Regions from separate parts of the Homo sapiens genome. Here region 2 is linked to region 1. A link is a contact called in ENCODE Hi-C or POLR2A ChIA-PET data. All regions are on one chromosome and are shown on one strand. Each heading gives the region's core, a stretch centred on a gene start or an enhancer-like site at or near the end of the contact. The rest is flanking DNA. Distances are from core to core; before and after follow the strand shown. Region 1 holds the start of NAP1L2 (nucleosome assembly protein 1 like 2). Region 2 holds the start of MAGEE1 (MAGE family member E1).

What was found. Hi-C counts contacts between places; a loop is a spot of excess contacts on that map. ChIA-PET counts read pairs that join two places held with the same protein, here RNA polymerase II (POLR2A). Pooled maps may share reads with other maps.
Region 2: a map of naive thymus-derived CD4-positive, alpha-beta T cell shows a loop between it and region 1 (15-fold over the local background). The contact joins the promoter of MAGEE1 here to the promoter of NAP1L2 in region 1. A Hi-C loop is called at or near these places in 1 of 168 maps with a recorded cell type or tissue (naive thymus-derived CD4-positive, alpha-beta T cell) and 4 of 50 pooled maps. POLR2A ChIA-PET finds 5 or more read pairs at or near these places in 1 of 52 experiments (T-cell).

The regions. Positions count from the first base shown.
Region 1 is chrX:73,213,394-73,216,365 of GRCh38, forward strand. It overlaps NAP1L2 (nucleosome assembly protein 1 like 2), which reads right to left and starts at 1,458. Exons shown (of 1, transcript NM_021963.4): 1 at 1-1,458. The coding sequence starts at 1,099.
Region 2 is chrX:76,426,281-76,429,252 of GRCh38, forward strand. It overlaps MAGEE1 (MAGE family member E1), which reads left to right and starts at 1,430. Exons shown (of 1, transcript NM_020932.3): 1 at 1,430-2,972. The coding sequence starts at 1,651. RefSeq lists enhancers at 1,478-1,687, 2,158-2,287.

The DNA of each region.
Region 1 (2,972 bases), core at 208-2,707:
TGGGAAAATCTTCAGTTACAGTTCGGATTGTTCCCCAGATCCGATGTTTCTGTTTCTTCTTGATGGTTTTCAAAGTGACATTCTTTCCTTCATTCCAATCTATCTCACAGCCTGTGGAATACTCAATCGCAGTTCCCCTATAGGGATGGGGATCATAATATGCTAGCTTTGACTTCAGCACATAGGTCTTTGTCAACAACTCATTTTTGAAATATTCATTGGGTTTGAAGTGAAATTCTAGTGTGAAACTGAGGGGCTCGCCAGGATCTGAAAGCTTAACTTTAATATCTGTCAGGAGCTTCAGAATAGGCTCATCATATTTCTTAATCAAAGGAGTGAGTGTATCAACGTTTTTTAAAACAGTTAGCCAAAAATCAGGAATTCCCTTAGGATCCTCCTCTTCTTTATTCTCTTCTCCAGTAGCCTCAATGTCGTCCTCCTCCTCCTCCTCCTCCTCCTCTTCCACAGCATAATCATAATAATAGTCCTCATAACCATCGTCCTCATCCACATATTCATGTACCATACCCTCCTCATTACCATACATCTCTTCATGACACATTTCCTCATCATCACAGTCCTCAGAGTCTGATTTATATTCACATTCCTCTTCTGTAGGTTCATAGATTGCATTGATGATCTGACGTCTTTTTTCCAGTAAGGGTTGGTACATTTCAGCAAACTTTCTTTCAATGTCATGAAATTCCCTCAGGAATTTGGATTCTAAATTGGCCGCTCTAGTTTGAAGCTTTTTAAGGGCTAACACACGGTACTTAACTTTCACAGGTAGACTTTCAACAAAGTCTGTATCTAAAACATAACCGATAAGTCCTTTTGGACGGTCTGCCTCTGAGTCCTCATCAGTATCGCCACCTTTTTTCCCATCTTCCCCGGACCCAGCAGCAGTATCTTCACCGTTTTCCCCTTCTTCCCCAAGCCCAGCGGCAGCTTCTTCACCGCACTTCCCATCGTCTCCAAGCCCAGCAGCGGCATCTTCACCGCGCTCCAGATGTTCCCCGAGCCCTTCCACCATTATCTGATTACCAGCCTCTTCTTGACTGGATTCTGACAGCTCCTTGCGGTTCTCTGACTCGGCCATTTTTCAAAGGACCGTACACGCCTAAGGTGGCTACCACAGAGATCGGGAGACCAAACCTCCACAGGAAAAGACTCACCGAAATATCAGAAGCGGCGGTGGTCGGACCTAGCAGTGGCGTCCGGACTGAGGGAACGACGATCCAGGCTGCTCGGGGATAAAAGATGGTGCTGAGGCTTTGAGAACCGGACTGAAGCAGTGGCGACCTGGGCTGGGTGCAGAGGGCGGCGACGGCTGCGTTGACCGATCCTGCAGGAGAGAGCCGGAGACTGCAGAGAGCTGCAGTGGGCAGACCTCCTCCGCAAGCAGCTACTGCTGCAAGAAAAAAACGGTGCCGCAGTATGATTACGCAGCTATCACTTGCCTAAAATTTCTAGGTGCAAATAGATTGCTGCGTCACCTCCTTCCCTCCCACAACTATGCTCTAATCTCATTTGCTGCAATGTAGTGACTGACAAACCCAGAGCCAGTAAATTATTAGATCTATCAAGTTTTCAACTCTGCTCACCTTCCCAGGCTCTCTAACATGGCTGATTCATCCACCTCCTCCTCGTCCTCTAGCCCATCTCCCGCAGAGTTTTCTGGAATCCCATTGCGTTCATTAGTTCATTCATCCAACTTTTAACAGATATTATACTTTTATGCTTTCCAGAGAGCTCAGAGAAAACGTAACTAAAATGTCGAACAATGAGAGAAGACAAGGCACCCACCCATCCTAAATCAATCTCTTTGATTTTAGATCGGGGACCTGGGGAGGGGAGAGGTGGATGGTGGAAGAGCTGATAAACAAACGCTTCAAAGATTAAAAACACCAGGAATTAGCACTGATGGTCTTTAGGTGGCGTGTCAGTTATTTAAATATTCTATATTATGTTTGTCGGTATTTTTCACAAGCTATATGATTTTAGGTTGAAAAATTCTCGAAACATTTCCTGTGAGGGGAGGAGGAGGAAGTCCGATGGCAGTGGGGGCGAATGAGGGCCTGTGATGAAAAACTAGTATGGTGTATACAACTACGTGACTAGTAAACATACCAGACAATTAACCACAATTAACCAGTTGCCTGGCTTATAAATAACCCCAGTCCCAATACTGACTTTCTGCTTCTCCTTCTTAATGCTGGCTTTAACAGCCGTTAGAAATATACATATATACAAAAGCCAAAATGGAAAGTTATGTTTATTCTTAGAAATCATAACATTTGCTTGATGCTTTTGAGTTAATTGGAAATAATCTAAATCTCAGCATTAAAGAAATGGTTAAACTATTTGATAATGTATTTATAGGATGGAAAGCTTTGCAGTAATTAAAATTTCCTCTCTATAGTAATTATTGGTGAGGTTTATTTTGTTCATATTTCTAACTTGGATCATTTATTAATTGAACAATTTTTTAAAATTTTAAGTGACTATTATTTTCCAGATTTAAAGAATTTGTTACTATCACAGATATTAAAACTGTTTACATATTGTTGTATTTATTTCTAAATTCTGTCAGTTTATAGATAAATTTTTCCTTTAAGTGAAAATACCAGATACAAAAGAACAAATATTGTATGATTCTACTTTAATTAGGTATCTAGAGCAGTCAAATTCACAGAGACAGAAAGTAGAAACATGGTTTTCAGAGGCTTGGGGTAGGGAGGAAAGGAAGTTATTGTTCAATGTGTATGGAGTTTCAGTTCAAGAAAAAGAAAATATTCTGGAGATGTATGGTGATGATGGTTCACAGCAGTGTGATTGTACTTAATGCTCCTGAAATGTAGATTTAAAAATAGGTAAAATGGTAAATATTATGTTATGTATATTTTATCATAATATAAAGTGTAGAGAAAAATATTTTAAAGACCATATTCAATATAGTACTGGAAGTCCTA
Region 2 (2,972 bases), core at 180-2,679, 3.2 Mb after region 1:
GCCTGTCAAGAGGTGGGGAGATAGGGGAGGGATAGCATTAGGAGAAATACCTAATGTAGATGATGGGTTGATGGGTGCAGCAAACCACCATGGCACGTGTATACCTAGGTAACAAATCTGCACATTCTGCACATGTACCCCAAAACTTAAAGTATAAAAAAAAAGAAAAAAAGACAAAAGTATACTCCCAGATTTTTGAGAAGATATAAAGAAAGACAACATATAATAAATGTTTGCAGCAAGATATAAACATATCAATAAAGGGTCAATAGTGGTAAGCTGAATTGTAGTGGTTGTGTGAGTGTCAGAAAGTTAGTGTTTTCCCTCTATCTCTCTTCCTCTCTCTCTCTCCCCTACTTCTAAAAACAGCCTGCCCGTCCTCTTCAGTGTTTTCTTTCTTACTCACTGCTGCCGTGCTACTCTCAGTTGGAATGATTTTCTCATCCTTGTCCTTTTGGTAAATATCTACCCACTCATCTTTTTAAACATCTCCTCTTTTATGAAGCCTTTTCTGCATCTACAGGTAGAACTGACCCTGCCATCCCCTGCATTCTTTACAAACTTCTAGAAAATTTAGCTTTACTTTTTCTCTGACTCCCATTTTTACATCGGGTGCTCCTTGATGACAAAGAGATTAACTGTAACTTCGGGATAGATGACCAGTGTTTGTTGAGTGAATGAATAAAGGGATCAGGGTTGGATCTGCTCAAAAGTGCTAGAGTAATAGAGCAAAACAGAGCAGGTAACACATCCCTTAACACTCGGTATCTCAACTGACTTTCACAAAAGCTCTATTAAATGAGCAGGTGATTGTGGAGTGAAAGAATTAAACAAATTTTCAAGAGTTTTAGTGGCTTTCCCACTAAAGCCTGGGTGACTGGGAAAGTTTGGGCTGGGAATGTTGGGCTTTTCAAGCGTGTTCGAAGCTCCCTAATTGGTACTAAATTTCAGGCATTCAGACCCTCTAGGAAAGAGTTCTTTCTAGCTCACAACATTAGGGGAGGAGTTAGACACATAAATGGAGAAAGTGATAGAAGAGACATGGTCAGGGATGGGGGTTCTACCCTTCCAGAGACAATGCACATTTTCTTTGAAACAGCTTCGGGAAAACTGCAAATCTCAATGATATTTACCAATTTTGAGAATCTATTAAGTGCCTGGCACTCTGTGTAGAAGCCCTCCAATCGTACCCTAAATCTGAGAAGTATTTATTATTATTTCCATTTTTACTCCCTAATGCATCTACTCTAAGCTCCTTGCTTCACCCTACCAAAGTTTCCCTTCTGCTAGTGCTCTCCTTTGGTGCAGAACCACCGCATCCACTTTCTCAGGCCCAGGGGAGGGGCGGGGCGGGGCGATTTCGCCTTGCCGCAGAGCCAGTCTGCGCCTGCGCGGACTGCGGCAGAGGGCGGGGTGTGAGAAGCAGAGTACAGTGAGACTAGCATTCACTGCTGGCCAGTGCCTGCCTTTTTCACCACCTCTAATTTCAGCTTCAGCAGTTGCTTGGAACTTTGGTTCTGGCAGCAGCAGCAACATCATTACCGCTAGCGGCAGTTTTGTGCCGAGGCACCTACACACCTCCCGTCCTCTCTGCCAGATCGCGGGCCTGTCGGTGTCTGCTCCTACACGCCAACGCCGGTGGGCAGGACCATGTCTCTGGTAAGCCAGAATTCGCGCCGCCGCCGCCGCCGCGTTGCAAAGGCTACTGCGCACAACAGCAGCTGGGGCGAAATGCAGGCCCCTAATGCCCCCGGTCTCCCCGCTGATGTGCCAGGCTCAGACGTCCCCCAGGGTCCCAGCGATTCCCAGATCCTCCAGGGCCTCTGCGCCTCTGAGGGCCCAAGCACCTCCGTTCTGCCCACCTCCGCTGAGGGCCCAAGCACCTTTGTGCCGCCCACCATCTCTGAGGCCTCAAGCGCCTCCGGGCAGCCCACCATCTCTGAGGGACCTGGCACCTCCGTGCTGCCCACCCCCAGTGAGGGCCTAAGCACCTCCGGGCCTCCCACCATCTCTAAGGGGCTGTGCACCTCTGTGACGCTTGCCGCCTCTGAGGGCCGGAACACCTCCAGGCCGCCCACTTCCTCTGAGGAACCTAGCACCTCCGTGCCGCCCACCGCCTCTGAGGTACCGAGCACCTCCCTGCCGCCCACCCCTGGTGAGGGAACGAGCACCTCCGTGCCGCCCACAGCCTATGAGGGACCAAGCACCTCCGTGGTGCCCACCCCTGATGAGGGACCAAGCACCTCCGTGCTGCCTACACCTGGTGAGGGACCAGGCACCTCCGTGCCGCTCGCCGCCACTGAGGGCCTGAGCACCTCCGTGCAGGCCACTCCTGATGAGGGACCGAGCACCTCCGTGCCGCCCACCGCCACTGAGGGCCTAAGCACCCCCGTGCCACCCACCCGTGATGAGGGACCGAGCACCTCCGTGCCGGCCACTCCTGGTGAGGGACCGAGCACCTCCGTGCTGCCCGCCGCCTCTGACGGACAAAGCATCTCCTTGGTGCCCACCCGCGGTAAGGGATCAAGCACCTCCGTGCCCCCCACCGCCACCGAGGGCCTGAGCACCTCCGTGCAGCCCACTGCTGGTGAGGGATCGAGCACCTCCGTGCCGCCCACCCCTGGTGGGGGACTGAGCACCTCCGTGCCGCCCACCGCCACTGAGGAGTTGAGCACCTCCGTGCCGCCCACTCCCGGTGAGGGACCAAGCACTTCCGTACTGCCAATCCCCGGTGAGGGACTGAGCACCTCTGTGCCGCCCACCGCCTCTGATGGATCGGACACCTCCGTGCCGCCCACTCCTGGTGAGGGCGCAAGCACCTTAGTGCAGCCCACCGCCCCTGACGGACCGGGAAGCTCCGTGCTGCCTAACCCTGGTGAGGGCCCGAGCACATTGTTTAGCTCTAGTGCTTCTGTGGACCGGAACCCCTCCAAGTGTTCCCTTGTTTTGCCAAGCCCTAGGGTAACCAAGGC